Regions from separate parts of the Mus musculus genome. Here all the other regions are linked to region 1. A link is a loop called in an ENCODE intact Hi-C map of the cell type or tissue named here. Cell type or tissue: gastrocnemius. All regions are shown on one strand.

The links. Hi-C counts contacts between places; a loop is a spot of excess contacts. Peaks named below come from ENCODE experiments on the same cell type or tissue, not always from the same donor. Only the 100,000 strongest peaks of a DNase experiment are listed, where the experiment ranks them.
Region 2: it touches region 1 in a loop (3-fold over the local background); 16 of 42 quality-filtered maps call a loop at or near these places.
Region 3: a loop joins it to region 1, with 3 times the contacts of the local background. A loop is called at or near these places in 9 of 42 quality-filtered maps.
Region 4: a loop joins it to region 1, with 2.3 times the contacts of the local background. A loop is called at or near these places in 15 of 42 quality-filtered maps.

What each region holds. Positions count from the first base shown.
Region 1 is chr12:76,461,893-76,469,892 of GRCm38, reverse strand. No RefSeq gene overlaps it. Among named protein-coding and RNA genes, the nearest start is that of Gm10451, 21 kb to the right of the region's middle. In gastrocnemius, no CTCF peak of the experiment used is centred here; DNase peaks (open chromatin) are centred at 71, 237, 655 and 3,031; H3K27ac peaks cover 1,280 bases.
Region 2 is chr12:76,401,179-76,409,178 of GRCm38, reverse strand. It overlaps Hspa2 (heat shock protein 2), which reads right to left and starts at 5,003. Exons shown (of 2, transcript NM_001002012.1): 1 at 4,890-5,003; 2 at 2,241-4,650. The coding sequence starts at 4,645. The coding sequence ends at 2,744. 4930426I24Rik (RIKEN cDNA 4930426I24 gene) reads left to right here and starts at 5,185. Exons shown (of 4, transcript NR_166810.1): 1 at 5,185-6,022; 2 at 6,284-6,384. In gastrocnemius, CTCF peaks have their summits at 1,104 (motif pointing left), 3,905 and 7,298 (motif pointing left); DNase peaks (open chromatin) are centred at 3,954, 5,021, 5,386, 5,917 and 2 more places; H3K4me3 peaks cover 4,149 bases; H3K27ac peaks cover 1,960 bases.
Region 3 is chr12:76,290,254-76,298,253 of GRCm38, reverse strand. It overlaps Mthfd1 (methylenetetrahydrofolate dehydrogenase (NADP+ dependent), methenyltetrahydrofolate cyclohydrolase, formyltetrahydrofolate synthase), which reads right to left. Exons shown (of 28, transcript NM_138745.2): 12 at 7,137-7,273; 13 at 4,817-4,863; 14 at 4,007-4,114; 15 at 3,825-3,899; 16 at 670-772. Among named protein-coding and RNA genes, the nearest start is that of Gm40444, 18 kb to the right of the region's middle. In gastrocnemius, CTCF peaks have their summits at 4,867 (motif pointing left) and 7,780 (motif pointing right); a DNase peak (open chromatin) is centred at 4,856.
Region 4 is chr12:76,414,311-76,422,310 of GRCm38, reverse strand. Ppp1r36 (protein phosphatase 1, regulatory subunit 36) reads right to left here and starts at 4,712. Exons shown (of 11, transcript NM_001163103.1): 1 at 4,595-4,712; 2 at 3,319-3,383. The coding sequence starts at 4,681. It also overlaps the pseudogene Gm25563. In gastrocnemius, a CTCF peak has its summit at 3,749 (motif pointing right); no DNase peak of the experiment used is centred here; H3K4me3 peaks cover 791 bases.

The DNA.
Region 1 (8,000 bases):
GCATGGCATGCATGCTCAGCACAGCTAAACCCAGGTTTGGACTGAACCTCCTTGTTGTTCCCAGCATGCAGAATGCAGCCTTTTGCTTTGTATTGCCAATGGCTCCTGGCTCCTCCTGCAGGTTTGGCATTTCTCACGGACAAGGACCCACTAGCCCGTGCTGTAGTTCCACGTAGGGTAGGGAATGACAAGCATTAACACGCTGGTGTTCTGATGAGAACAGCAAACAAGCTCTGCACCGACTGCGGTGAGGCAGGGTGTCTGCTCTCAGGCCTGGCAGAAGGGCCCAGCCCATGGGATTTGGTTGCCATGGGACGGGTATGGCGCTTCGGAATACATTGGACTGGCATATTTTCTTTCCATTTAAATCAGGGTGCTCTGCGAGTCTCCACCCATTTTAGGAACAGGTTTCTGTGCTTTAGGGTAAGGGACAAGCTATTGAGAACAAGTAGGTCATTGCTCTGTTTCAGCTTACAAATTCCTCTATAAAAACATGTGTAGTGGGAAGAGGTTGTCAAAGTGGGATGTATTCAACATAAACACAAAAGGGCCTCATGAGGAAACGAATACGGCTTGCCAGAGAGCAAGTTCAAAGTCAGGTAGCATTCCTCAGGGGATGAGACCAGACAGACAGACAGAAGGATCTGGAAAAACAGTGCAGGCAGATGGCCATCTACAAGTCAAGGAGAGCAGCCTGGACCCAATCCCATCCTTCTAGTCCTATGGACAGCTTGAACTCAGCTTTCTTGTCTTTAGAGCCATGAAAAAAATATTTTGTTTAAATCGGCTTGTTTTGTTGTGCTTTGTTATAGTAACATTAACAACCCGATATATCATCTTTGCTAAGAAAGTTATAAAGAGGGGAGAAATCTGTCTTTTGGTTTCTGATATAGATTACAGACCAGTGGTTTCCAAGAAAACTTGAGCCTATGGCACTGGTTTAGGATTGCTGAGACATTCAGCCTCATGAACTGGGCAGCCAGCAGATTCTTAGTCTCTCCCGTGCTAGTCGGCATTTGGTGGACTATCCAGACAATCTAATAGCCTGCCTGCTCTTTGGTAAGACAGGATCTCACTGTGTAGTCTTGACATACCTGGAACTCTATGTGCAGACCAGGCTGGCCTCAAACGATCTCTATCTCTGAGTACCTTCAGAGTGCTGGGATTAAAAGTGGAGGATACCATACCCAGCAATAAATCCACTTTTAAAATATATTAATTCTGGGCTGGAGAGATGGCTCAATGGTTAAGAGCATTGACTGATCTTCCAGAAGTCCTGAGTTCAATTCCCAGCAACCACATGGTTGCTCACAACCATCTGTAATCAGATCCGATGTCCTATTCTGTCTGGTGTATCTGAAGATAGCTACAGTGTACTCATATAAATAGAATAAATAAATCATATATATATGTGTATATATATATATATATATCAGTTCTATTCTTCTAGAGAACCCTAACTAATACACCCTATCTAAAAAAAAAAAAAGCCTAAACAACAGCAAAACCCCACCCCATAGCTCCCTAAAACACAACACTGAAATCTCTTAGAGGCTTGGGCTGCCTGGGCAGCTCTCTCGTGGCCAGAGCCCGAATTTCCCATATCCAGGCTAGACACAGCTTTATGGTCGGTGGAGCCGCCTCACTTAGTTCCAGTAGTTCTCTAGTTGAGAGCCACTTGTTGAACACAACCACTGTTAAAAGTGAAGTTACAGAGCTGTGGGGGAGCTCTGAGGTAGAGCAGGCGCTTGGCATGCCGAGGCCTCGGGTTCAAACTCAAGTGCCAAAAAACATAAGACAAACACAGGCAACAGTTTCTTCTTCTTTTTCTTCTTCTTCTTCTTCTTCTTCTTCTTCTTCTTCTTCTTCTTCTTCTTCTTCTTCTTCTTCTTCTTCTTCTTCTTCTTCTTCTCCTTCTCCTTCTCCTTCTCCTTCTCCTCCTCCTCCTCCTCCTCCTCCTCCTCCTCCTCCTCCTCCTCCTTCTTTTACTTTTGAGAGAGGGAGGGAGAAGGAGACAGACAGACAGACAGACAGATTTCCATCTCCTAGACTAGCCTCAAAGTTGCTATTGTCCTCCAATTTATGATCCCCCCGCGTCTACCTCCCAAATGCTGGGTTACAGGCACATGCCACCGTGCCTAGTTTTCGAGCAACTACTTTTTAAAGTAATAAATGCTAAAATATTCACTGCTTCTTAATGTATGTTTAACCTTTGCCTCTGCTTCAAGGGTATTTGAACCTACAGGATCCGTGTGTGGAAACCCTGGGCAATGTCTTTCTCTCTGTGCCTTTCCTCTTGACTCTGTGCTCAGTGAAGTCAGGTTGGTTCCCTGAAATCATCAACAAAACTGTTTCACCCAGGGAAACCAGCAAACGTGGTGTATGCGCCTTGAGGAGAGCCCGGTGTGAGTCATTTCCCAGAATACCACTCTGCAGATGTCAACACGGGCAGGGAGGACACTCCAGGTTCTGATGAAATAGCAGGATAACTGAAAAGCCTGAGACAAGTATTTCAGTGGGGCCCACATCTGATGTGGGATTTTAACCACCAGTGAGCATTGAGAACAAATCCAGTCGTTCACTGTGCCACCAAAGAGGGAGACGATGAGGTGATGCCTGGAAATCCTGCCATGTCTTTGCACAATGGGGGTGGGACAGTAAATAAACAGCCGGCCACTTCCACGCCTTCATTATGCTTTATTACTATGAGGTGACAGCGTTGAGGAGGAAATCTCTGAGCTGGCTTTCCCCTCACCACCCTTAGGACTGTCAAATGCTTTAGAGGGACTCTTTCAGAACTGCTCTAGGCAGCAAGAGAACTGGGACCTCCAAAGGCTCAGATGTCCAGCACCTGCAACCCACTCGTGAATGCTCCCCACTCACAGGTAACAGGTGTTCAGGATCCGAGCACAGCCCAGTTCTCGGGGCAACTATTGCCGTGTATAGTAACAGCTATAAAAATAGCAGGTGACCCCACTTCCACAAGGGGAGCCAGGGTAAGTGTTTCCAGACCACAGCAGTTACACTCTGTGCTGGAGACGGTCCAGGGGCTTGAGGCTGACCTGAGCTTGTCTCCAACCCTTCCCATTTGCCAACTGTGGCCTGGGCAGGGTTTGGCTTCCTCCGGCCTCCATTCTCATCAGCGCTGGAGAGAAACAGGAAAGAGTGTCTAAAGTTGAATGGCTGGAGGGGGAGGGCAGTGGGGGAGGGGTTAGTGAGAACAAAGTATAAAGACACCTATGTATGAAGATGCGAAGATGCCATGATGAAACCTGTTACTTTGCATGTTGACTTAAGAAGCTCAGACTTTTTTTTTTTTTTTGAGACAGGATTGCTCTGTGTAGCCCAGGCTGTCCTGGAACTCACTTTGTAGACCAGGCTGGCCTCAAACTCAGAAATCCGCCTGCCTCTGCCTCCCGAGTGCTAGGATTAAAGGCGTGTGCCACCATGCCCAGCGAGCAGAGACTCTTGTGTGTGTGTATGTGTGTATTTAAAGATTTTTTTATTTGTTATATGTAACTACACTTCACCCCAGAAGAGGGCATCTGATCTCTTTACGGATGGTTGTGAGCCACCATGTGGTTGCTGGGAATTGAACTCAGGACCCCCAGAAGAGCAGTCAGTGCTCTTAATCACTGAGCCATCTCTCCAGTCTGAGCTGTGTGTCTTTTAGTTACAGTGCTTACTGATATAATAAACAGGAAATGGACTTCAACCAACTATAAAGAAGGTGAGATGAGCTAGACAGGGATAGGGTTATGGCTCAGTCGGTAGAATGCTTGCCTAATATACACAAATCCCTGGGTTCCATTCCATAGCGCTGCATGAAGACTGGGCATGGTGGTATATGCTTGTGATCCCAGCACCCAGAAGACAGAAGCAAGAGGATCAGGAGTTCAAGACCATCCTCAGACACATAGTAAATCTGAGACTAACCTTGACTTATGAGACCCTGTCTCAAACAAACAAATAAACAAACAAATGTGGGTCACATGGGTGCTAACATATCTAAATCCTTGCCTATTAGAACAGAGCATGAAAAATTGAGTGTATTACTTAAAGATGCCAATAACAGAACAAAGACATTAGCCTTAAGGATCCAGGTGTGGTGACACAAGCCTTTAACCTGCCATTCGGGAAGCAGAGGTGAGTGGAACTCAGTGAGTTCAAGGCCCGCCTGATCTACACAGTGAATTACAGGACAGTTGGGGCTATATAGTAACACCCTGTCACAAAAAAACAGCCAAACCAAACCAAACCAAACCAACAATTACAAAAAAGTTAACTTTAAAGGGCTTGTGGGTGGGGGGTAGGGGCAGATATGTCTGACTTTCGCGTTTGGCTTTCCAAACTTTTTACTCTAAATTTTTTCTCTTATACTTTATGTGTATGGGTGTTTTGCTGGAGTGCATATGTGTACCATATGAATGCCTGAAGAGATCTTCAGATTCCCAGAAATTGGAGTTGCAGATCGCTGTGAGCTGCAATGTGGGTATTAGAAATTAAACTCAGGTCTTCCAGAAGAGCAGTAAAGGTTCTTAGCCTCTGAGCCATTTCTCCAGCCCCCTGATTTATTTTTAAAAGGAAATATAATTATGGTCCCCTGCAGAAGATCAAGTCATTACAAGAGCAGCCAGTATCCCAGCAGACAGCGCTAATTGGATTCTGTGTATGGGGGTGCGTAAAGTGGGGGGAAAGGGAGCCTGTTAGGAGGTGTGAGGGATGGGGGCGCATAGAGCTGTGGGTGGGTATGATCAAGGCACACTGTACACCTGCATGAAACTGTCAAAGAATAAAAACAAGGTTAGCAAAGAGAGCTTAAAAAGGAAACACACCGTGCATCCTACGGCTTGGTTTCTCATCCGCCTCCCCCTGGAGCAGTTGTTGATTTCAATCTGTTCTTTTCTCTGAAGTTGCGTTTACACGCCTCCCTTCGGGAACACTGGAAACAGTTTATATTTATAGCCCCTTGTCTCTAGGATTCTGTAACTCCTTTAGGCTGGCCGTGTCTCTTGATTTATACTATGCTGGTAAATCATCCCCAATAAAGCCTTTCTTTTCTTGATATATATGTGTACAGAAACAGGAGGGGATGATTTGGAGCGGGAAGGGAGTAGTTTAATCTCTGCAGTGCTAAGCAGAGAAGCCGCAGGAAGGAGCAGTGCTCCCTGGCCACATGGCCTCTCACAGCCTCACAGCCAGGCTGTGTCTAGAAGTCCAGCTTCCCTCTCCAGACTCACACAGCTGGAGACCTTGGGTCCAATCTCTCTCTCTCTCTCTCTCTCTCTCTCTCTCTCTCTCTCTTTCTTTCTCTCAAGATGCATTTATTTTATTTATATGAGTATATTGTAGCTGTCTTCAGACACATCAGACTCCATTACAGATGGTTGTGAGCCACCATGTGGTTGCTGGGAATTGAACTCAGAACCTCTGGAAGAACAGTCAGTTCTCTTAACCACTGAGCCATCTCTCCAGCCAATCTTTTTAAGTTCTCAAACCTGTCATGGACTTCAGGGGGCCCACAAACCCCAAGAGTTACATATGCAACTATTTACTTTTCTGGAAAAGGGCTTGGGTCATTTTCAGACTTTGGATCTCCACAGCCCCAGAACTAAAATGGTCTGGCTCTATGTAGGTCTCCAATTCTCCCAACAAGACAAATTTAAGTGGCTTTTGTACCTAGGGACCAAGTAAAACTGTGCTGTACCTATCACCTTGTCGAGATTCTAAATGTACAGTGATGGTAGGAACCCCAACTCTGGAGCAGACTGCCTCAACTATCTCCTAGCAGTGGGGCCTCTTTGGGACAACATGTGTCCTTCTGCTCTTGCTTCCTGGGACAGATAAAAGTACCTGTCCTGTTAAACAAGTTAATATGGGGGAAGTGCTTAGAACAGCCAGGCACTGGGGCAGTGTCACATGGTCTCCGGTCCTTCACTGTGTGGCACGGTGTGACATAGTGCTTACCTGTAGTCAGGAGTAATCATGGAGTTTCTATGTTGGGAAGATAAACCTGAAGCACCTCTTAGGAGTTAGTGTAGTACCTAGCAGGTCCTGTATGTACAGATGACGCTGCAGAGATGCTGTGGAGAGAGCAGAACCTTCTAGTGGCTCTCTCTTGCTCTCTGTGTGTGTGGTAATCTGCATGTGTATGTGTGTGTGTGTGTGTGTGCGCGTGCTCATCTGCGTATGTGTGTTGTATCTCTTTCTCCTCCCTTCTTCTCCCAGGCCAAGATCCTAGGCAGGCCTGTGCCACAAGCTTAGGGAAAACATCAGAGAAGAAAGCTGGGGAGGAGACAAAAGCTGGCTCAAGTTCAGCAATGACTCAGATCAGACACCCAAGACCAAATGCAAATACAGCAGAGGCTTGGGGTTGCCCAGAGACTGCTTGTCACAAAGCTGACATATGCCCTTCCTATTGTTTTCCTTCCATGTACAGATCGTGTGTGTGTGTGTGTGTGTGTGTGTGTGTGTGTGTGTGTGTGTGCGTACGCGCGAGCGCATGTTGGGGGTTGAACTCGGGGTCTCAAGTGTGTTAAGAATATATAACCTGAGCTAAACCTCAGCCCCATCCCACGACATTATAAATTTGGTTATTTTTCTTTTCATTGTCGTTATACTTTTAATATGTATCAATATAAGTCCCCCTCAACATTTGTTTTGCAAATATTTTCATTTCTATTGGTAGTCTTCAAATTTTATTGATATCCATTTTTTAAAATGTTGAATGATTATATGTTTATGTATGTGGGACTCACATGGCATGGCTCATGTATGAGGTCTGAGGGCAACTTGCCAACTTGCAAGAGTGGGTTCTCTCCTTCCACCACATGGGTCCTAGGGATCAAACTCAGATCTTCAGGCTTGGCTGCAGACACTTTGATTTCTGGGCCACCTTGCCAGGACTTTCCCCCTAAAGACAGCATGGTACACACACTTTAAAGCAGGCGCGCGCACGTGCGCGCGCGCACACACACACAGTTGTTATTTTGTTACTTCATTATTTGTTTGGTTGGTTGGTTTTGAGATGGTTTTGCTGTATAGATCTGGCTGGCTTAGAACTCACTGTATAGACTAGGCTAGCCTCAAAAGGTTGTTATTTGGAAAAGTCCAATTTATTTGTTTATTTTTTTATTCATTTTTGGTTGCTTGTGCTTCAGGATCATATCACAGGAATCACTACTATATAAACCAAAATAGCAAGGATTTATGACTGCTTATAACTTATGACTGTTTATGATTTATAAATTTCAGATGTTGTATTTAGATCTACAAAATGTGTGTGGTTGTTAGTTTTAATTGTCAATTTGACAGACTCTAAAATCCCCTGGCACATGGGCTTGTGGGCAAGCTTGTGGGCATTATATTGATTTCACTATTGAGGTAGAACTACCTGCCCACTGTGGGTGGCACCATTCCCTCAGCAGAGGGTCCTGGACTGCATAACAGTGGAGACGGCAAGCTGACACCAGCATCATGCATTCAGCTGACATGAGCTGTTGTTTCAGGTTCCTATTGCCTTGTTTCCAGACATGGCAGTCTATGCCTCAAGTTGGGAGCTGAAATAAACCATTTCTAGCTTCAATTGCTCATTTCAGGGTGTTTACTGACACCAGCATCATGCATTCAGCTGACATGAGCTGTTGTTTCAGGTTCCTATTGCCTTGTTTCCAGACATGGCAGTCTATGCCTCAAGTTGGGAGCTGAAATAAACCATTTCTAGCTTCAATTGCTCATTTCAGGGTGTTTAATCGCAGCAACAGAAAGACACAAAGATGATGCTTCAGTTCTGCTGTATTGTGAGAAGTAGAAATCTAAGTTCTCTTATTTGTATGTTGGCATCCAGTTACTTCTACACTCGATGGTTGCATGAACTCCCCGAGAGAGCTGTCATGACAATCTCAAAGTCTACTGACCATAAACGTGAACGTTTATTCAAATACTTCTTGCTTTGCCCTCTTCCAAACTATTACACTGACTGAGGCTTTCTGCATATCCCC
Region 2 (8,000 bases), 61 kb after region 1:
ATGAAAGAGCAAAGTAATGGATATTGTCCTGGTCAAAACTCCTGTAAAAAGTCACTTTAAAGCCTTTCATCCCAGCACTTGGAAGGCAGAGGTGGGTGAATCTTTTAGTTTGTAAATTAGAGGCCAGCCTTGTCTATGTGAGTTCCAGGATACCTAGGGCTGCCCCCACCCCCACTGCTCCCTCCCATCTTCCAAAGTCACTTTAGGCCAGGGGTGTTGGGTATAAAGTTGTGCTGGCAGCATTTGGGAGATGGAAGCACCAGGAGCTGGAGGCTAGCCTGGGCTACTTCATACACTCTCAAACATCAGGAGCTGGAGGCTAGCCTGGGCTACTTCATACACTCTCAAGCATCAGGAGCTGGAGGCTAGCCTGAGCTACTTCATACACTCTCAAGCATCAGGAGCTGGAGGCTAGCCTGGGCTACTTCATACACTCTCAAACATCAGGAGCTGGAGGCTAGCCTGGGCTACTTCATACACTCTCAAACAAAAGCATTCTAAATCTATTAGTAGCAAAGTACTTCACCAGATGTTTATGCAATGGCCTGTGTCGTCTTGTTTCACTACATCCTTAAATGCTCACTGCTGGAAGCTTCCACTGGTGTTATACCAGCATAGATTAGTCTGCCTTCACATTTCCAAAGTATCGTCTTTGAAAATGTAAGTATTCTGAAGCAATTTTACAATTGTCCATTTATCTTTCTTCCCCATCTAAATGAGGCTTGTTAAAAGAAACGTCAACTATAAGGTGACAATCCTTTCCAAACCCAATAACCCTTGCTTCCTAATTTTTAAATTAACGCATACTATTTTTCTAAAACTAAATCTGTTACTAACAGAGAAGGATCCACAATAACTTGGAAATATAGCTTCTAAAACTCACTAGTATTTTAAAAATAATGAAGCAAAATCTTATGTTAGGAAGGTATTAAAATGTCTATGAGCTATTAAAACTATTCATTTTCAAATGAACTACTAAATTTCCCCTGAATTCCTCTTACATGAATTTTAAAATGCAATTCCATTAAAAACAAAAACAAGGGGGCTAGAAAGATGGCTCACTGGTTAAGACTGGTCTTCTGAGGTTGTGAGTTCAAATCCCAGCAACCACATGATGGCTCACAACTATCCTTAATGAGATCTGATGCCCTCTTGTGGTGTGTCTGAAGACAGCTACAGTGTACTTACATATAATAAATCTTAAAAAAACAAAACAAAAACAAAAACAAACAAACAAAAAAAAACCCCAAAAACCAAAAAACCAAGCTGGGTGAGGGTGACACACACCTTTACCTTTAATCACTCAGCACTCAGGAGGCAGAGGCAGGCTCCGAATTCAAGGGCCAACAACCTGGTCTACAGAGCAAGTTCTACGATAGTCAGGACTACATAGAAACCCTGTCTCAAAAAACCAAACCAAACCAAAATAAACCACACCAACAAATAAAAAACCAAACCAAACCAAAAACAAAAACCTAAAAAACAAATGGCTCAGCAGGTAAAGGCACTTGCTACCAACCAAAAAATCTGAGTTCGATCCTGGGGGCACACGGTGTAGGGAACCACTCACATAACTAGTCCACTCCCAAATAAATGTGATTTTAAAAAAGAACTGTAACAGTGATTTGAGACAGGTATTGTACAAGCTCTAAGATCTTCAAAGGAGAAAAGGAGCCACTTCCCAAGTAATTACAGCTCCCAGTCAGGTTCTTCCAGAGTTTGCCAGAAGCTCAGACAGTTGAGCTGTTTTATAGGAAATGAAAACAAACTTGACCAGACTGGGACTCAATATTACATCACTCTTAAACTTGCCTGCTGGCTCTTGTTTCAGGAACCTGTATGCCACAAAGCACACTTTCTATAACCCTTTGGCTACTGAGAAAAGATGCTGTCATTTTTGTTACTCTGGAGAAAAGCTATTTTGTACAGGTCTCTGGGATCCAGCCTGTACTGCCCTGTAACACTCGGGTAGCTTTGTTGCTGTTGTTTTAAACTTGAACACTTTAAACTTGAACCAGGGCTTAGGAGGTTAGAGTCACGTGAAGAGACCCCATCAGGTTTCTGAATATTAAAGGGTTATCAAGATTCTTCACCCCCTTAAATTGTTGGTGATTTGTGGCAGGAGCTTCATCTGAGAGGTAGAGAAAACTGGATTAGATGCATTGCACAGCATACTAACTTCTTAAGAGATCAACTCGAGGAAAACATAGGATGAAAAAATTGAAAACGCCAGACAGCAATTTTGAGATCAATTTCAGCTTTACTTTAAATGTGCATTTATGTGTTTACAGAATATACCTGTCTTTAATATCACTGCAGTGCTTACTTTCATCTCATAGTACATAAAAATAAACAATTCAAGCTTTCCTGTGTCTTAGTGTAACCAAGCTTCCACAGGTCAGGTGTGCGAGCATCAGGGTTCTACTTTCAAGCAAATCTCCATGTACATACGTAAGCTTAACAACAACAAAAAGAGCTTAAATCAGCAATCGCTCTAAATGCATTAAAGAGAAACCTCATTTTTCCCCCAAATCAAACTTTTAGAACTAACCTTTTATAACTAAACTAAGTTGTTGCACCTTTCCTTTCATATGTATGCACCAGGCTAAAGACTTCCAATAATAGATCTTACTTGGCACAAGGACATTTAAAAGAAACCAAAACAAAAGGGAGAAAAGGAAAAAAAAAAAAAAAGAAAAAAGAAAAGAAAGGAAAAGAGGTTTACGCGGACTCCAGCGCAAGCCTAGTCCACTTCCTCGATGGTGGGCCCTCCAGAGGAGCCGCCGCCGCCTGGACCGCCTTGGTAAAGTTTGCTGATGATGGGGTTGCACACTCTCTCAAGCTCTTTCTGCTTGTGTTCGTACTCATCTTTCTCTGCCATCTGGTTTCGGTCAAGCCAGTTGATCACCTCCTGACACTTGTCGAGGATCTTGTTTTTGTCCTGCTCGCTAATCTTGCCCCTCAGTTTCTCGTCTTCCACGGTCTGCTTGATGTTGTAGGTATAGGACTCCACCGCATTTTTGGCTGCCACGCGATCGCGATTTGCTTCATCTTCCGATTTGTACCGCTCCGCCTCCTGCACCATCCGGTCAATGTCGTCTTTGCTCAGCCGACCCTTGTCGTTGGTTATGGTGATTTTATTTTCTTTACCGGTGCTCTTGTCGGCAGCAGTGACGTTAAGGATGCCGTTGGCATCGATGTCAAAGGTGACCTCGATCTGGGGGACCCCACGGGGTGCTGGGGGGATCCCAGTCAGGTCGAACTTGCCCAAGAGGTTATTGTCCTTGGTCATGGCCCGTTCGCCCTCGTACACTTGCACCAGCACGCTGCTCTGGTTGTCTGAGTAGGTAGTGAAGGTCTGCGTCTGCTTGGTGGGGATCGTGGTGTTTCTCTTGATGAGTGGGGTCATGACACCGCCAGCTGTTTCGATGCCGAGCGACAATGGAGTCACGTCGAGTAACAGCAGATCCTGCACATTTTCCGACTTGTCGCCGATGAGGATAGCCGCCTGCACAGCGGCGCCGTAGGCCACCGCCTCGTCGGGATTAATGCTCTTGTTCAGCTCCTTGCCGTTGAAGAAATCTTGCAGGAGCTTCTGGATCTTAGGGATGCGGGTTGAGCCGCCCACCAGCACTATCTCCTGGATCTGGCCCTTGTCTAGCTTGGCATCGCGCAGCGCCTTTTCCACCGGCTCCAGGGTCCCTCGGAAGAGATCGGCGTTGAGCTCCTCGAAGCGGGCGCGGGTGATGGACGTGTAGAAATCCACGCCCTCGTAGAGCGAGTCGATCTCTATGCTGGCCTGCGTGGACGAGCTCAGGGTGCGCTTAGCGCGCTCGCAGGCGGTGCGCAGCCGGCGCACAGCGCGCTTGTTGGGCCCAATGTCCTTCTTGTGTTTGCGCTTGAACTCCTCCGCCAGGTGGCTGACCATACGGTTGTCGAAGTCTTCGCCACCCAGGTGGGTATCGCCGGCCGTGGACTTCACCTCAAAGATGCCATCCTCGATGGTCAGGATGGACACATCGAAGGTGCCCCCGCCCAGGTCAAAGATGAGCACGTTCTTCTCGCCGCCCGCACAGCCCTTCTTATCCAGGCCGTAGGCGATGGCCGCTGCTGTGGGCTCATTGATGATGCGCAACACGTTGAGGCCGGTGATGGTGCCCGCATCCTTGGTGGCCTGGCGCTGCGAGTCGTTGAAATAGGCAGGAACAGTGATGACTGCGCTCTGCACCTTGCCCCCCAGGTAGGCTTCGGCGATCTCCTTCATCTTAGTGAGGACCATGGAAGAAATCTCCTCAGGGAAGAAGGTCTTCATCTCCCCTTTATATTCCACCTGCACTTTGGGCTTCCCACCTTCGCTCACCACTCGGAACGGCCAGTGCTTCATATCGGACTGCACTGTGGCGTCCTCGAACTTCCGTCCGATCAGCCGCTTGGCGTCGAAGATGGTGTTTGTGGGGTTCATGGCCACTTGGTTCTTGGCGGCGTCGCCGATGAGACGCTCGGTGTCAGTGAAGGCCACGTAGCTGGGGGTGGTGCGGTTACCCTGGTCGTTGGCGATGATCTCCACCTTGCCATGTTGGAATACCCCCACGCACGAGTAAGTGGTGCCCAGGTCGATGCCGATAGCCGGGCCGCGGGCAGACATCCTGACTGAAAAAACAGGCAAAGCAACGTTAGGACGAAAGCGTCAGGAGAGGCAAGCGCAAGCCGGGACCTGAGCCAACGGTCGCTTCTCACAACTCTCCACGAGCGCGACTAGCGTCTCCCGGAGACCTCTACGGGGCTTCTGGTTCTTATAGTCCCCTCCTCCCTGCCTGCTGGAAACTCTCAGAGCCAATCGGTCCCCGGGCCCGCCCGCTCCAACCCGTCCGGCGCTCCCACAGGCTTGCCTGGTCGGAGTGACCAGCCGGTGGTCCAACTGATATCTAGTTGGGTGAGGCGCTTGACGCCAGCCTTGGGCAGGGAGACCAAGGGGCGGCCGTTATGCAAATGAAGCCCCGCCCAGTGCCTCCAGCCGCTTTGGGGGCGTTAAGCTCGCGCCAGGGGAGCCAGTGTGAAAGCCCCCTTTCCCGTTCTCTTTGCCTTTTCTAAAGCGTGATTCGCTAACATCTTTCAGATTGGCGGGGCAGATGCCCAATGAGCAGCGCAGAATCCGAAGCGTGTGGCAGGGAGGCGCGGGGCGGGGCGCGCGGAGGCAGCACGGAAGGGGCGCTGGCCTCCGAAAGGGTTTCTGTACCGTTCGGTGTCGGGTGCCGCCACTGACTCGGCTCCCGGGGCCCGAATTCCTTCTAGGGCGGTTGCATCGAATACAGAACGGCTGGGATCGGTTCTCGCCTTCCCTGCCCCTGCTGTTCCTGTAGCGGGGACTGGGGCTGGGTGAGGGGCGGTTCCAGGGCGGGGACTGCGAAGTTGGGCGGGTACGAGTCAGTACCCCTCCCCCTTCCCAGCGCGTCTCAGAAAGTGCGCGACCGGGGAAGGATGCGGGGTGCTTACCCGGGAGGCGGGTGGCTTCCCGCGCAGCGCGAGCGGCTACGGCTCGCGAGCCGCCTCCGCCCAACTTTCTCCCTCGGCTTTCCTAGTTTATTTTCTTTCAGGCGCCCTAATGGGCGGTTTTGACTTCTTGGTGGCACTGCGTAATAAGCCAGTGTCACCCCTCTGACTCCCGTCCCCGCACGCGTGATCTTGTTAAGGAATTAGTCCTTTTGCGCGGAGTTCGGTTGAATGAGAAGAATAGGTTGGCAGCACAGACTTGTGAGAGGAAGTAGATGAAAAAGAGTCTTTGGCACTTGTTTAGCCGGAATCTGAGAATAATTTTGGAAAGTATTCTCTGGAACAAGGGGGTGGGCAGAAGCTGGCTCCTGTAAAAGGACTCCCTACAGGAAAACGGAGACCTGTAATGTAGAACGACCGCCTCGCCTTACGGATGGGAAGCTGAGGACAGTCGTCGCTGTAAAACTTTGACAGGTGCCCAATATGAGATGAAAAGAACAAGGGAAACGGGCCTAAGTCGTGTGATAAGGGGGTAAGCCAGTCCGGTGACAACAGAGGGCAGGGAGGGGCACACAGAGCCTGAGGGGAAAACATCAAAGCATCCCTGAGGAGGTGACATGCCTAACTCCTGCAAAGGAGAGTAAGAAAAGCATTCTTTATCGAGGTTGAGGTGGTGGAATGTGGGCGACGAGGAGGGCAGAAGAGTTCAGAATTGAAGATTAGAATCTGGATATGTTAAGCAACTTTTTGTGCTTTGGGGTGTTTGTTAGTTTGTTTGTTTTTGTCTTCGAAGCTCCAGGAAAGAAGCACCCCTCTGAAACTGGCCAGTAAGTCGTGTGAGACAGTGATGGAGAAGACAGTATGAGAAACATGAAAGTTTTCGTTGTCTAAAAGGTAATGTTGACAGAATTCAATAAAAAACTTTAAAAGAGCTTTTGATTAAAAAAAAAATTATCTGTGTGTGTGTATGCAATGTGGTGCAGAGGCCAGAATTAGAGACCCTAGAGCTAGAGTGACATTTGGTCCTGAGCCACCTGACACAGATGCTGGGAACTGAACCCAGGTCCTTTGGTGAAGCAGTAAGTGTGCTTACCCTCGGAGCCATCTCTCCAGCTCAGAGTTCTACAAAACTTAATCGGGAAAGTTTTAAAGATTCTTTCTATTCCTATATGTAATTTACAGTTTCAAAACCACGTTTGCCATTGGCAACTGCAGTTCTCTATTTTCCATGAAAGAAACTGAAGAAAAACTTGAAATAGGAAAGGATTAAAGAAAATATCAGACCATATGTGATAGTCTGTGCTTATATACCCAGCTCTGGGGAAATTCAGCGAAGAGGAAGAGAGGGGATGGAGCTGAAGGGATGGCTCAGCTAGGAAGGGGACTAACTACTCTTGCAGGGTCCTGGGTTCTGTTCCCAACATGCATATGGCGGTTCACAACCACCATTAACTCCAGTTCTAGGGAATGTCACCACTCTCTGACGTCCTTGGGCTTTTGTATTCAAGTGCACATAAACTCATAAAGGCACGCACATACATACATACATACATAAGTAAAAAAATAAATAAACCTCAGGCAAGCAGATGGTACACATCCATGTAGACAAAACACCTTTATTATATTATTGTTATTATTATAATATTTTTAAATGAATCTTTAAATATGGAAGGTAGCGGGCTGGAGAGATGTCTCAGCAGTTAAGAAGCTAGCAGCTTGCTCTTATAGAGGGCCTGGGTTCAGTTCTCAGCATCCTAAGATGAGGACTAACAAACATTTGTACCTCCAGTTCAATAGGATCCAACGCCCTCTTCTGGCCTCCAAGGGCACTGCACATGACTCAGGCACTCTCCTTACAATTTAAACAAAACAAGACTGAGAGCTGCCAGGCCCAAAACCGGTTCATACAGAGACCCTTAGAGCTTCATTTCTGAAGTAACTATGTCCTATTGATGAAGCCATTGCAGACAAAACTTGTAATCTTCCACCACATGCATCTTTAACAGTTCACTGAGATGACAGCAGCAGCTATACCTGTGTTTTTAGCTGCATTTTTCTGCTTGCACTTTTCACCTGGTAAAATTACATTTTCACGCTGTACACGGTATCTTGAGCCTTCCCCCAAAAGATACAGTAATAGCACCTTTATGTGACACTTCTTCAGTCACAGAATGTTAGCACATACTGATCTTATATTGACATCTTTTACATTTCCTGTGTTTATGTATAATTATGTTTTAAAACAGGCTTTTTTTTTCTTCTTTTAGATAATTCAGAATTCATTTTAAAAGTTCGGGTGGGTGTGGTGGCATGTTCCTAATCTCAGGACCAGGAGGCAGGAAGATTACTGCATACTGAGTCCAGGTCAGAATGAGCTATAGATTGAAACAGGAAACCCAAAGTAAATTAAAAGTTAAAATCACAGTCCATTATACATTGTTAAATCCGCACTTTTTTTTTAAAACCAGATAATATTGTGTTATCAGTGGTGTAGCAAAAGAGGCAAACCC
Region 3 (8,000 bases), 170 kb after region 1:
CAGCCTGGGCTACATGATCAAAACAAACACCAAAACCTCCAAATGAACTGAACATTAACAGTCGCTGTGCCAATAAAGACAAGAAAAAAGTTGGTAAGTTGGCCTTCTGGTGCATTCTGCATGGTTTGATGGAAATTCCCTCTCTGCTGTGATACAAAGGAGGTGGACAGAAAATAAAATCCCAAGCTATGCTAATTGTACACAGAGCAAAACAACATATGGCCCTGAAGTCAGGCAAACGTCTAAAGGCTGAAGGCTGGCAAGTGTTACAGGAGGAGTTAATAAACGGGAGAATGATTAGCAGGATAAAGAGATCCATGAAAAACCAAGTCACCAGTGCCAGAGCGTTCTCAGAATAAAACGCACACATGATTCAAGTGATTAGACATCATTTTCCCACTTCATGACACCCAAACTTTCTGCATAAAATTGAAACTTAAGAAATGTTATTTTTGGTTAATGCATGAACTCCCCTGAAATCCTCATTTCAATCAACACTGAATAGACATTCAGCCAACCTCACAAAGGGACATCTACATTGCAGCTAAGGCTGACAAGCAAAGGATATGACCATTCTGGATAAGTATCCTGACCCAGGAGCCTCCTGGAGGAGGGAGAGATGGGGGCTACCAAAGTACAGGGGGCGCACAGCCTGGGCTGGGTACATACCTCTCTGCCATGTTATGGTTTCTGGGTCAATATCCAGTCTTGCAAATCTGTTTATCTCGTCATCTGTCAGCGTGGTGGGGTCAGTCTTCTCAATGCCTAGCCTCTGAAAAGAAAGGAAATTAAAACATAAAATAAGACAAGAGCCAGCCCTCAGGAGGCAGAGGTAGACAGATCTCTGAGCTTGAGGCAGTCTGGTCTACACAGTGTATTTCAAGACGGCCAGACCGTCTCAACCAAACCAAACCAAACCAAACCAAACCAAACCAAACCAAACCAAACCCAAACCCAAAACCAAAACAACAGTATTCATCCATCCATCCATCCATTCCTCTGTTTCCTGATTATAGATGTGACAGCTACCAGTTGCTTCAAGCCCCTGCTGCTTCAACTTCCCCACTAAGATGGACTGTACTTTGAACTGTAAACTAATATAATCCCCCACCACACCCCCCAAAAAAGTCAAAACAGAGAAGCATACTTTTTTTAAATTGACCTTATATTGAGATAGGGAAATAAGGACTATGATTGAATCATGCCTGTGGCACACCCTTGGAATGGCAGCGTCTTAAATCCAGAAGGGAAAACTGTGACCTGAGCCCCTGGCTAAGCCTGGAGGTTGTTTCCTGTCCCACTCGGTATGTCTGCTCTGTAACTGAGCTCCAGAGACTTCTCTCAACCCAGCCAAAAACAGCCCCAACCAAGAACCACCACAATGCATTTCTGGATTCACTAACTATATTGAAATGAAAAAGAATATGCACAGTTTTAAAAACCAGACTGAGAAACCCAAGAAACCCAACTGAAGTCAAAGTTTAGGAAAGGCAAAATTGAGCAGCAATCAATGAAAAAAAAATCAATTTAAACTCTTTTACACGCTTTTCTATGGCTCAATACTTTCCCTGGCTTCTTACTGTTCTAAAAAGACATAAAAAAGGGTCTTTATTTTTCTCCTTACAGAAGTTAGATACTTTTAAATTTTATTTAATGCCTGTAAGGGTCACTTCTCGAAATGGAAATGCTTATCAAACAGTGCCCTCCTCATCTTCAGCAGACACGAGTCAAGAGCCCCAGCAAGACCCTTTCCTCCCTTCCTTCCTCTCTTTTGAGACAGGGTTTCTCTGTGTAGCCCTGGCTGTCCTGGAACTCACTCTGTAGACCAGGCTGGCCTTCCACTCAGAGATCTGCCCGCCTCTGCCTTCGGAGAGTTGGGATTAAAGGTGTGTGCCACCACTGCATGAGACCATGAGCCTAGGACTCGACACTCTTCAAAGACACCCACAAGCGGCTCAGTTGCCCTGCTGTTGGAGGTGAGGGTCAATCTCAACTGTCAATGTCATGAGGTCTAGAACCACTATAGCTCTGTCATGATGGGGTCACACTCAGACTATAGCTCTGTCATGATGGGGTAACACTCTAAGCACAGGTTTCAGGGGAGGCGTAAACAAAGCTAAGGAATATCAAGCTGCTCGAAAGCTAGCTAGTGTGTTCTCAGCGGGCAACAAAAGCCACCAACAGAAACCCAGATACAAAAATTATCAACAGAGTTGTAAGTAGAGCAACATGTAAACAACATATCTGGGTAAAGGAACCTCCAGGGTTACTCTTGCAGCATCAAAACACAGAGTTGCTCAGGGCAGGATAGAAGGCCTGGGGGTTAAAAACTCTTGCTGTTCTTGCGGAGGACCCAGGTTCAGGTTCCAGCACCCATATGGAGGCTCACAAATATCTGTAACTCCAGTTCCAGGGGACCAGATGCTCTTTTCTGGCCTCCAAGGGCACAAGGCGGTGTAACACACACACACACACACACACACACACACACACACAATAAATTATCAAAACAAAACAAACAAAACTCCCACAAAGCTTCAGGGTTTGGGGATGTATGTAGCTCAGTAGGAGCTTAGTAAGCACGAGGGCCTGGGTATACTCCTGAATACCACACAAAAAGATAAGTTGCAAAGAATTAAAAATAATTGAACAGAACTGTTGATAAGCAGCACACACCATTTCAGCAAGTGCTTATTATGTGCATATATAAGCACACATAAACGATTTCCTTACTTCAATAGAATTACACACGAATATCCCTCTGCTATTCCTTTATAGTTAGTTACACCGTCCCTTGATCCACGACTCTTGGCATAGACTAGTCTGATGTCCTGTCTCCCTGAAGATACCACAGAAGCAGAAGCACAGCCTGTGATCTTTTTTTTGGACACTGGCTTCTTTGATTAGACATAATGCCTCTGAGAGTCAACCAAGTTGCTGTGCCTTTCAGCAGCTCATTTCTTTTAATTGCACAGATGCACGGCAATTTGTTTAACCATTCATCCATTGAAGAACACTGAAGACTTTTCTCACTTTGGGGAGATTATTAATAGAGTCATTAAAACATGTATGCACAGGTTTTTGTGTGAATGCCAATTTTCATTTTTCATGTAAAATAAAAATCGAAGACAGGAATTATTAGGGTATGTGGTGAAAACATGTGCTCGCTGGCTATAGAGGTTTGGGTAGATTATTCAGAATGTAAATCTACTTGCTTCAAAAGCCCAATGACCTGAGATTAGTTCCTCAAACCTAGGTAAAGCCAGATGTGGGGTGCACATCCATACCCGGCACTCCTACGCAAGATGGAAAGAGACTAGAGAATGATGTTCTACATAGCAGCAGAAACCAGAGAGACCCTGCCACAACAAATTGGAAATTAAGGACTGATTCCCAAAAGTTGTCCTCTAATCTCTACATAGTACTGTGACCCACACGTGCCTACAGTTAATACACATAAATTTTTTTTACATGGATATAAATATAGAAATTCAAATAAAACACAGGAGTTACTAATACTCTGATTAAGCTCGTCTCATAGAAGACTGAACCAAGAGATGGCCCACAAAGAACATGTCCTCAAGATCCCAGGGCTAGGGAGGCCAGGGACCCAGAAGCTGCACATCTCCACGATGCTGCCCTCAATCTTCACATTAGAAAGCTGCGCCCTCGCTCTTCTTAGCTGAGGACTAATTGTCAGCTCTATCTACTATACGATCAATCACTATAATTTATAAAGAAATGAGGGAAACCCCTGCCTTCAATCCTTGTTATCTTTAATTAAATTTCTTATGGTATCATCTATCTAGTAGGCAAAAGCTTACCCGTAACCTGCGGATTTGGATGTCAGAGAATTTTCTTATTCCGTTTACTGAAGGTACCAGACGATTAAAGAGAGCCTTAAAGAAAGAGAAGAAAAGAGCTTTAGATGAGGGGGTCCTACTGTCATGGCACCAAAAGACCAATACTAATTCAGGTACCCCCCCCCACACCCTCGGCATTCTACCTTGTCTGTCTGGGTCAGCTCATGAAATATCCGAGCATCAATGGCAGCAGCCACGAGGTTGTTAGCAGCAGTGATGGCGTGGATGTCACCAGTGAGGTGGAGGTTAAACTACAAAAGAGCGGAAGCCATAGCAGTCTCTAGCTCTGCCTTTTCCAACCTGCAGCCTCCCACAACCAACACAGTCTCCACACTAACACCAGTGGGTGCTGGCTGAAGTACTGCTCTTGGACAGGCTCACGAGTGGGCTTCTATATGCCAAGGAGGCTGAAGGAGGACTGCCACCAGTTCGAGGCCAGACTGATCTACACAGTGAATACTGAAGAAAAAATAATGCCCAGTTATCTGGCCTTTGAAACAACTCCCAGTGAAGGAATTAGCAGTTTTCCATATAAGTGTGCAGAGAGCAGAGCACCACCCCCCTCACGGCCAACCTCCTGCCAAGGTCAGAGGCTGCACAGGGGCATAGACAGTTGTTCCCCTCTGGGTCCCCACACTGCTCCTGAATCCCCAAGCCCCTGATGCTTCTGGGGACCATGTGGCATGCATGTGTTTGCTTGTTCAAAATGACTATCCCCATTGAAAGGTTGTGCCTAAGTCCAACCTGTTGTCTCAAGTCTACACTCAAGTCCACAAATAAAGGTTTTTTTTGTTTGTTTAATATACTGCTCCTGCCAAGAAACAAGTGGAGTGCCCACTAATCATTCTCTCTCTCTCTCTCTCTCTCTCTCTCTCTCTCTCTTTAAATCTCATCTCTGGAAAGGAAACTCTATCACACAGGGTAGGGTTCAGTCAAACCCTGAGCGGTTTTACCTCTTCCATAGGAATGACCTGGGAATAGCCGCCTCCTGCAGCGCCACCTAGGGGACAGAGCAACAGCTGGAACTCAGGTTAACTTGCTTCTCTGTGAATTGGAACCCAAAGACCAACAAACCCATTTTCATATCTACTAAGCAAATTGTTTGTTTACTCTCTCCGTCACTTGGACAGATGTGAGCAGGTGTTTTCTAATTTCCTTTACCTCACTGAAACGCTTGATCACGTTCACGCTGAACAGGCTCTCAATTGAAATCGGAGTGCAAATGACAGAAACATGCACACACACATACATACCTACTCATTATCTTTAGAAGCCGGTTCCCCGTGATTCCTAACATGTTAGAAACCCAGATGACAGCTACATAAAGGCAAGCCCGAGTAACTTCCTACTCACGAAGCTACTCTAGCTTCCAGAAAAAGAATCTCGAAGGTACACACCGAACAGAGACACCAACTCTTCTAGAACATAAGATAGCTATCAGAAAACAGCCGAGCCTCGAAGGTGCTGTAGCCCATGTGGTCAACAAGAGGCCGGTCAAGATGTCCAGGATGCTGTAAGGATGCCGTAAACATCAGCACGAAAGAACAGGTTTCATTTTTGTGAGGAAGACAACGCAAGGAGGAAAATTCAATATGAGGAAAGAGAACACTGGGTTCTCGAGTCGGAATAAGGGACAAGGCTTCTAGAGTCAAAAGGGGGTTATTACAACAAGCTCCAAGGCGGGGCACAGCGGCACATACACACTATTCCAGCACTCGGGAGGTAGGAAGACGGCACACAGGTCAACCTGGGCTACACAGTGTGTTCCAGGGCAGCCTGAAATACCTGGGACGACCTCGTCTCAAAGACAAAAGGAAGCTAACAGACAGCAAGTCAGAGCTGGCAGGAGGGAAGAGGTGTTCCTGCTGAGAACATTAACTACTGGGACAAGCAGAAGATGATCCCTTGTCAGCCAGCAAACGGAAAAGCCGCCTCTAAGAACATAGTATAATTAAGAAAAACAGTTTCAATTAAAAGAGTATGTTTTGAAAGTAGAAGCAACGCTGTCTAGGAAAACAGAGAGGAGCAATGGGAGGGGGAGGAGGAAAGAGGAGGGAGGGCATGGGGTGGTCTGGGGTGCACAACGCACAAATGTGTAAGGAGCCATTATGTGGCACAGCACCGTGTACACTGAAGATGCGCAGTGGAAGCTAAGACAACAGCAGAAGCATGTCTGCGTGTGTGTGTAGCTCAGGGGCTGTGTGTGCCCAGCACGTGTGATGGCCTTAATTTAACCTCAACCAATGTGTGCAAAATAAATACACAATGTCAATAAATAACATGAAGGAACCAAAAAGAGCAGCACTACAGAAGCACGGTGGCCGAAACAAGGAGGTTAAATACAGCGATCCAGTGTCCTCACCTATTCAAGTGTGGTATACAGAGGCTGAAATGGGCGCGAGGCAAGAGTCACCATGGCTCGCCACTTTCCCAGTGCTGGGACCCTTTCATACAGTCCTCCTTGTTGCGGTGACCCACAGTCATAAAATTCTTTTAGGTGCTACTTCAAAACTGTAATTTTGCTACTTATGAATCATAATGTAAATATCTGATATGTGACCCTAAGGGGGTCGGGACCCATGGGTTGAGACCATTGCACTAGTGGCTGGTGAGAGTTAGTGGGTTAAAGACACACACTGCCACGCCTGACTGCCAAGTCTCTAGGATCCATATGATGAAAATAGAAAATAAACTTAGGAGGTGGTGCTCTGACTGCCACACATAGGCTGTGGCTTGAACTAAGTCACTCACCCATTTACTCACCCACAGCCAACTAACTAACTAACTAACTAACTGACTAACTGTGTGATGGAGCCTTAACCAAATCACCAGTAAAGTCCCACTGCTGCTATCATAAACGGTAATGACATGTCATGGGAGGAGAGAATGACGAAAACACAAAGTGCTTAGCACGGTACCTAGCAGAAAGCATTCACTAAATGAGTCAGGGAGACATCGGTGTGGCTGGACCATTTCAGTGTAAGCCTGGACCAGCAGCTAGGATTTCCTTTGCTGTTACTAAGACAGTGGAGTGGATACCGGGGTCAAATAAAAGCCCTTTGAACTCCATTTTACACATCCCGAGATTCTCTGCATATGTCAAAAGGATAGACCTGGGGTAACAACGAAAGCCTTTCTCAAATGCACCACAATACAAATGTCTGAAGCAAACATTTCAGCTATCTAAACCAGCCAAAGCCCTCCTGGGTGAAGACTCAGTCTGGGAAGACTAAAGGAAAGGCAGGGGAAGGCAGGCGCCTCTGGCCACAGTACCTTTTATCCCAAAGGTGGGGCCCTGCGAAGGCTGTCGCACACATGCAAAGACGTTCTGTCGCAGGTGGGCGCCGAGGGCCTGCACCAGCCCGATCGTGGTGGTACTCTTCCCTTCTCCCAGCGGTGTTGGAGTAATTCTTCAAAGAAGAGAGAGACAATAGAATTAATGTCACCCAAGTCACTGTACAGTCTAATAATAATCTAATCTAAACAGTAAGAACAAGGGGCTGGCAAGATGGCTCAGTGGTCAAGGGCACTTGCTGTTCTTCGAGGACTGAGTTCGCGTCCCAGCATCCATGTGCCTAACAAGCCATCTAAGCTCACGGCCATCTGTAAGTTAGCCCCAGGTACAGCCTTCCCCTGAGTTTCATCCAGAACTCATACAGAGGTGGCAAGCAAGAACCAGCTCTACAAAACTGTCCTCCCACCTCCACACTTGCACCCCTGCATGCAGACATCATTTACATATACAATAATAATAAATACAACTGTAAAGAAGGTTAGCTCTACTCACCACAAGACATATAACTGACCCTTGACCCTGATGTCTCATGAATTTAAGGTTTTTTTTTTCCAAAAAAAAATTGACATTTTTTTTTTTGCCTACATGTCCACAACATGCAGTGCCTGAGGAGGCCAGAAGAGGGCATCAATCAGACCCCTCAGGGCTGGAGTTATAGACAGCTGTAGGTGCTGGGATTCAAACCCTGGTCCTCCGGGAAAAGCAGCCTAGGCTCTTAATCATCAAGCCATCTCTCCAGACCCATCCCCCACTTTAAAAAAAGATGTATTTATTTGTTTTTATTTTATGTATACAAGTGTTTTACCTGCATGCATGTACGTGTACCACATGCATGCCTGGTG
Region 4 (8,000 bases), 48 kb after region 1:
GAAGGAGGAGAAGGAGAAGGAGACTGAGACGGAGAAGGAGGAGAAGGAGAAGGAGAAGGAGAAGGAGAAGGAGAAGGAGAGGAGAAGGAGAAGGAGAAGGAGAAGGAGAAGAAGAAGAAGAAGAAGAAGAAGAAGAAGAAGAAGAAGAAGAAGAAGAAGAAGAAGAAGAGAAAAGAAAAGAAAAGAAAAGAAAAGAAAAGAAAAGAAAAGAAAAGAAAAGAAAAGAAAAGAAAAGAAAAGAAAAGAAGAGACTGGAGAGATGGCTTAGCAGTTAGGAGCACCGACTGCTCTTCCAGAGGTTCTGGGTTCAAATCCCAGCAACCACACGGTGGCTCACAACCATCTGAAATGGGATCTGATGCCCTCTTCTGATGTGTCTGAAGGAAGCAATGGCGTACTCACATACATAAAATAAATAAATCTTTTTTTTTTTTTTTTTTTTTTTTGGTTTTTCGAGACAGGGTTTCTCTGTATAGCCCTAGCTGTCCTGGAACTCACTTTGTAGACCAGGCTGGCCTCGAACTCAGAAATCCACCTGCCTCTGCCTCCCAAGTGCTGGGATTAAAGGCGTGCGCCACCACGCCCGGCAGAATAAATCTTAAAAAAAAAAAAGAAGAAGAAGAAGGAGAAGGAGAAGGAGAAGGAGAAGGAGAAGGAGAAGGAGAAGGAGAAGGAGAAGGAGAAGGAGAAGGAGAAGGAGAAGGAGAAGGAGAAGGAGAAGGAAAGTTCAGTATACAGAAAGCACACTCAGAAAGGCAAGGCAAGGTCACACTAGTATTTAGCATCCATGCTGGCAGTTAAGATTTGCTCTCCTGTGGCTAACCTGTCTAAACCCAAGCTCCCTCTCCAGTTCAGACTCACCCTGTGTGATGTCACAGGAGCTACTGACCAGGATTTTCCTGACATCTCAGAAGAAAAAGACAAACCTAAATGACTGCTTTGGAAATAGCAAGCTACTCAGAGATGCTGAGAGAAACATAGTCTATAAGATGTAAATGCTTGCAGGAATGTATGTACCTAAGAGGTAGTAAGCTTGTCCAACATGAACAAAGGCCCTGGGTTCAAAGCCCTGGGGTCAGCATGGTAACACAAAAGTAAAACAGAAACATTTAACTTTGACTCTAATGTGAAGTCTCGGAATTATCTGACAATACATCTAAGCTTTTATAGTTATAAAACTTAAGTATGAACTACGCATGCTTTAACCAGCTCCTTGCTGGACCTTCAGCTTCATCTGCCCAATAGCTTATGAGATTTTTTTTTTTTGGTTTTTCGAGATATTTATATATGAGCCTGCAATCTCAAACATTTTTTTCATAACACCAAGCCCAGACCCAAACCACTAACCCCATAAGGATAAGGATGGGGGAGGGGTGCAACCTGTAGGGACAGAGTAGCTGAGGGATAGAGAGGGATTTGCCTGCCTCAAATGCCCGAGGTGCTGAGTTTAATCCCTAACAACAAAAACCCAAGTATCTTTTTTTTGGTTTGGTTTGGTTTGGTTTGGTTTGGTTTGGTTTGGTTTGGTTTTTTGAGACAGGGTTTCTCTGTATAGTCCTGGCTGTCCTGGAACTCACTCTGTAGATCAGGCTGGCCTCAAACTCAGAAATCTGCCTGCCTCTACCTCCCAAGTGCTGGGATTAAAAGCATGCGCCACCATGCCCAGCTTTATTATAATAATTATTATAGTGTATTGAATTGGGTGGTTTTGAGATGGCCTTATTTAGTTCAGGATGGCCTTATGATCAATATATCTCTGAGGTTGATCTTGAACTCCTGATCCTTCTGCCCGGCTCCAAGTATCTTAAAAGAACAACTGTGTGCTCGCTTAGGCAGCACATATACTAAAATTGGAACGATACAGAGAAGATTAACATGGCCCCTGCGTAATGGAGAGGAGCCTGAGGAAAAGAAGGTTCAGTGGCAGGCCCAAAGTGGGATCCAGCTCAAGGGGAGGCCCCAAGGCCTGACAATATTTCTGAGGCTATGGAGCGCTCAAAAAGTGACCTATCATGACTGCCCTCCAAAAGACCCAATAAGCAGCTAAAAAAGTCAGATGCAGATATTGGCATCCAACCAATGGACAGAAGCAACTGACCCCTGTTGTTGAATTAGAGATGGCTGAATGAAGCTGAGGAGAAGGGCAACCCTGTAGAAGGACCAGCAGTCTCAATTAACCTGGACCCTGAAAACACTGGAACACCAAACAGGCAGCTGATATGAGGCCCCCAACACACATACAGTAGAGGACTGCTGGGTCTGTGTTCATTCAGAGATGATTCACCTAACTCTCAACAAACTGGAAGCCCAGGGAATTTAGAGGTCAGGTGGGAAGGGGGTGGGGGCATCCAGGTGGAGACAGAGGAGTGGGGAGGTGTGGGATGTGGAGCAGTCGGAGGCTAGATGGGGAATAGAATATGGAGTGTAAAAAGTAAACTAATTTAAAAAACAAACAAACAAACAATTGTTTGGTACATAACTATGCTGCCCTGCCTGGCTTAGATACATACGCCTAGTCACCATCCCAAAGAAGTTTTAGTTTGTTTTTTTTTTCTCCCTTAGGCTAATCATTTTAATCTTACAAAATTTACTATAAACTGCAGAAGGTGTGATGTCATCTGGTCAATTTAAAGTGTGTAATCCTATAACTTAAAGGGCAGTTTTGGCTGGGCATTGGTGGCACACGCCTTTAATCCCAGCACTCGGGAGGCAGAGGCAGGCAGATTTCTGAGTTCAAGGTCAGCCTGGTCTACAAAGTGAGTTCCAGGACAGCCAGGGCTCCACAGAGAAATCCTGTTTTGGAAAAAAAAGAAAAGAACAGAAAAGAAAAGAAAAGAAAAGAAAAGAAAAGAAAAGAAAAGAAAAGAAAAGAAAAGAAAAGAAAAGACAAGACAAGACAAGACAAGACAAGACAAGACAAGACAAGACAAGACAAGACAAGACCCTGGCCTGTGAGCAAAGCAGGTAGACGTTTAAACTATCTCAGCCACCAGAGACCTGTGCAAATGGGATACATCATCCAATCTCCCTCGAGTTCCTTTGCTCTTGAAAAATCTCAGCTCCTTAATGGTAAACTGTTCGGATGTTTCAGAGGGTGGTTTATACGGTTAGTACAACGGCTAGTGCATAGAAGGCAGCTCACCAGACATTATCAGAAAACTGTGTCTTTAAGGCTGTTGAGCAAAATCACTATCTTCAGATAGTGGGGTTCCATTTTATGTTTTAAGACTCTTCTGTATGACTTAGTACCCCCTGCCCCAGCACATGTCATTGTCATAAAAATGCTTTTTTATATTAAAAAGTTATATTAAACTTTACCTTTTAAATTCCAGAGTTTTTGTTTCGTCTTTCCAATACCACATTCCTAGTCGTAATCCACATTGCTGTAAAATGAAATGATTGCATCATACACAACTAAAATTCACTTTCCAACCTACATGTCACTACAAACCTTTAATAACTCCTGCTCTTCCCTCGTTAATTTTATTAATTAATCACATTGAAGACGTCCTTGAGTTTCTGCTCCTCCTGTCCCTACCTCTCTGTTGCTGGGATTACAGACATTCGACGTTACACCTGGTTTATGTGATTCTGGGAACAAGGATCCAAAACAGGGATGGGTGCATGCTAGAATGTCACTCAACCACCTAAGTGACACCCCAGCCGACTTCATTTTATGTGTTTGGGTGTTTTGCTTTTTGTGTATCTATCTGTACTCCATGTGTGTGTGATGCTGGCAGAGGCCAGAAGAGGGCACTAGATCTCCTGGAGTTGAGTTAGCAATGGTTGTGAGTCGATTTGTGGGTGCTGGGAATTGAACCTGGCTCCTTTGGAAGAGCAGCCAGTACTCTTATTCACTGAGCCATCTCTCCATTGTTTGTGGGTTTTTTTTTTTCTCTTGATTTTATCCTTTTTGTTTTCGGATGTGATTTCAATATGGAAAGGGAAGAAAGGATGGAGAGAAAAAGTGGGACAGCACGCAAGGGGAAGGTGGGAAGGTGGGAAGGGAAAGGGAGAAAGGAAACTTAGCTCAAGGCTAGTAGTCAGGCATTTGGAAGATATCATACAGCAACCTTTAGTCTAGATTTAAGTTAGACTCCCATTAAAAAAGGAAGGGAGGGAGGGAGGGAGAGAGGGAGGAAGGAAGGAGCCGTTGCCCCTACCTTCAGGAACAGAAATTCCTATGTTAGCAGGGTGCAAACAACCAGCCCTTGTTTCCCCGGGGCTCTACCCAGAGCCCAGCTTCTCCTATCTCACAACCACATACAGAAGAGAGTGGACTTTCATAATAATCTACATATCCGTGTGGGAAGTCAGACAGAATTCAATTCCGACAACACACCTCTTTACTTTTGCATTTGGGGACAAATAAGCTCAACCGTTCTTGAAAACTGCAGGTATCAGATGAAGGCGTCGAGCCGCCTGCGGAGGAGCAGGAGCGCAGAGAACAGGACCAGGACGCCAAGCGCTGCCCTGGCCTCCCTATAGAGTCCCTACTGGGCTCCCCCAGTGCCTGCTACACGCCGAGAACGGGTCCCGGTCAACACTGCCCTCCGCCACTCGGCCCAGGAGCGTGCGACCAGGCTGCACTTACGTCCAGCCGGGTAGAGGATTGCCCGACAAACTGCTTTCTCCTGGAGTAAAACTCTGGGACGGTGAACATGGCCTCACTCTTGACCATCACACCCGCGTCACCTGGGATACCGCCACGCCGCCGTCCGGCTGGCGCCGGAGGGGCGGGGCTCCCGCCGGACGGGGGACCCCGAGCACTCTGGGTGTCCCAACCCCTGCTGTGCTCGCGGCCAGCCCGGACTTGACGCTTCCTGCAGTAACACGCGCCCCGCCCCCCCGCCCCCCATGAAACCCTCACGCTGTGCTTTGATTGGACTAACTAGGTACAATTCTGTAGGAAAGACCTGTTCCAAACTGCTTTGGCGAGCATAGTTAAGCTGAAACACAGTGAGTGGGCCTTAGCTTGATTTGGAGAGTTCGATTAATGGAAGAGATTATGGGCACGGAAATACAATGTTTTGGAGGCAGTTCTCCATAACTAGTCGAACCTGTTTTTAACCTACTTCTGAAAATATCCACATCTCCGGGACGGTGGTGGTATACGCCTTTGAATACGAGAATTCCAGAGAGGCAGAAGTAGACATCTCTGAGTTTGAGGTCAGCCTGGTCTACAGACTGAGTTCCAGTACAGCCAGGGCTACAAAGAGAAACCTTGTCTTGAAAAACAAACTTTCTTATAGAACCCAGACCACCAGCCCAGGAATGACCCCCACCCACAATGGGCTGTGCTCTCGCCCTCTGCTCCCCATTCATTAATAAGAAAATGCAGCCAGGCGGTGGTGGTGCATGCCTTTAATCCCAGCACTTGGGAGACAGAGGCAGGCAGGTTTCTGAGTTGGAGGCCAGCCTGGTCTACAAAGTGAGTTCCAGGACAGCCAGGGCTATACAGAGAAACCTTGTTTAAGAGAGAGAGAGAGAGAGAGAGAGAGAGAGAGAGAGAGAAGGAAGGAAGGAAGGAAGGAAGGAAGGAAGGAAGGAAGGAAGGAAGGAAGGAAGGAAGGAAGGAAGGAAATGCCCTATACCGGCTTGTCTACAGCCAGATCTCATGGAGGCATTTTCTCAGTTGAGGTTCCCTTCTCTCTGATGACTACAGCTTGTGTCAAGTTGACATAAAACTAGCCGGTACAAGTGTGTAAAGCATTGACCTTGGTAAGTACTCTAAATTAGTGCTGTTCTAAAACGAAAGCGGTGACAACTTGCTCAGTGGTGATGGGTATTCAAACCAGCTTGTGTTCACACAGGTCATGAACCTTGTGCTTTCTCTTCGCAGTTGAACCGGCAGGCCGATTTGGGTTATTTTCCCCTCTCCTGTGTGAGCTAAATGAAGAGAAGACTGGGAATGCCTGATGAGTCTGCTTTTGTATCCCCACAGCTGATTAGGTATGAGTTGCACAGTAAATATCCATGTATCCAGAACCTTTACAATCATGGCAACATGCATGCCACTGCCTGCTCTAGTCTCCCAGTCTTCTAGCCACTGGCTATGACAGTCTAAAACTGTAATCAATACATCCTTGTCCTATTAACGGGACTCAGGTCCAGTTGTTGATGAGGTTAGTTCAAATGCACGGGAACACACCTGTGTGCCTCTAGTGTTAAGTCCGAGGAAAAGGGCAAAGCCTGCTTACTAATTGAAAGGGGAAAAAGAAGATACTAACCTAGATAGATGCCAGGAATTATTTAACAAGCAGTATCTCCCAACTTGGGAGTGGTGTGAACCAGGAGAAAATGAGATAAGGTTTCAGAAAAGGCTAAGACCAAAGAATCTAGTTATTCTATAATCAGGAGAGAATGTGAAAATAAACCCAGATAACCCTCAAAACGTACTAAAGGCTAACAGAAAAATCAAGGGTTTTATAGACCTCTACCGTCTCTAACCTTGGTCTAAACTAAGGTGAAAGGAAGTCCTGAAAGATTAAACCGTTATTTAAAATTAGCATGAAAAGCCAGGCGTGGCGGTGCAGGCTTGTAATCGCAGTACTCTGGAGGCCAGCCCGGGGCCCACAAGGTGGAAGTGAGAGCTGGCTGCAGATTGTCGTCCCCTGACATCTACATGCACACAACAAAACAATATGAACATAACAAGCTTTTTCAAGTTTATACTGTTATAAAGTAGAAATATTCTACTAAGTATCCTGTGGAAGAAAGAATTTTTGTTTGTACCTAATCAAGAGACATGTTTAAGGGGCTGGTGAGATGGCTCAGTGGGTAAGAGCACCCGACTGCTCTTCCGAAGGTCCGAAGTTCAAATCCCAGCAACCACATGGTGGCTCACAACCACCCGTAATGAGATCTGATGCCCTCTTCTGGTGTGTCTGAAGACAGCTACAGTGTACTTACATATAATAAATAAATAAATCTTTAAAAAAAAAAGAGAGAGACATGCTTAAGATCTTATAGATACTAAGGGGGAGGCTTGAAAAGATGGCTAGGCAGTTAAAGATGCTCTTGTGGAGGACCGGGATTTCTTTCCAACTGTCCACATGGTAGCTTTTTTTGTTTGTTTGTTTGTTTTTTTGAGGCAGGGTTTCTCTGTGTAGCCCTGGCTGTCCTGGAACTCACTTTGTAGACCAGGCTGGCCTCCAACTCAGAAATCCGCCTGCCTCTGCCTCCCAAGTGCTAGGATTAAAGTCGTGCTCCACCACACCCGCATTTTTCTTTTTCTTTTTTTTATTGTGTCAGATCTCATTATGGATGGTTGTGAGCCACCATGTGATTGTTGGGATTTGAACTCAGGACCTTTGGAAGAGTGGTCAGTGCTCTTAACTGCTGAGCCATCTCTCCTAGCGTGGCACATGGTGGCTTTTAACCCCCTCTGTGACTCTAGTTTCAGAGATCCAACCTCTTCTGATGTCCCAGAGCAGGAGATATAGCTGTGGTATACATACATATACACATATATAACACTTGCAATACATAAAATAATTTTAATTTAAAAAGCAACTAAGGCTGGGCACTGATGGAACATGCATTTAATCCCAGCACTCGGGAGGCAGAGGCAGGCAGATTTCTGAGTTCGAGGCCAGCCTGGTCTACAAAGTGAGTTCCAGGACAGCCAGGGCTATACAGAGAAACCCTGTCTTGAAAAACAAAAAACAAAAAACAAAAAAAAGAAAAGAAAAGAAAAGCAACTAAGGAGCATATAACACAGAACAAAATTTCTGGTCTCAGATTTTCAGAGTCAACATTAACTGAATAGAAGCATATACTAGTGTGGGGTGTGGTAGCACACACCTTTAGTCACAGCACTCAGGAGGCAGAGGCAGGCAGATCTCTGTGAGTTCCAGGTCAACCTGGTCCACACATTGAGTTCCAGGACAGCCAGGGCTATGTAGAAATACTATTTCAAAAAAATAAAATAAAACCATATGTTTATTTAGTGAAAAAGGCATAGAGTTTCACAGTGTTGTAATTCTGCTCATGAAAGA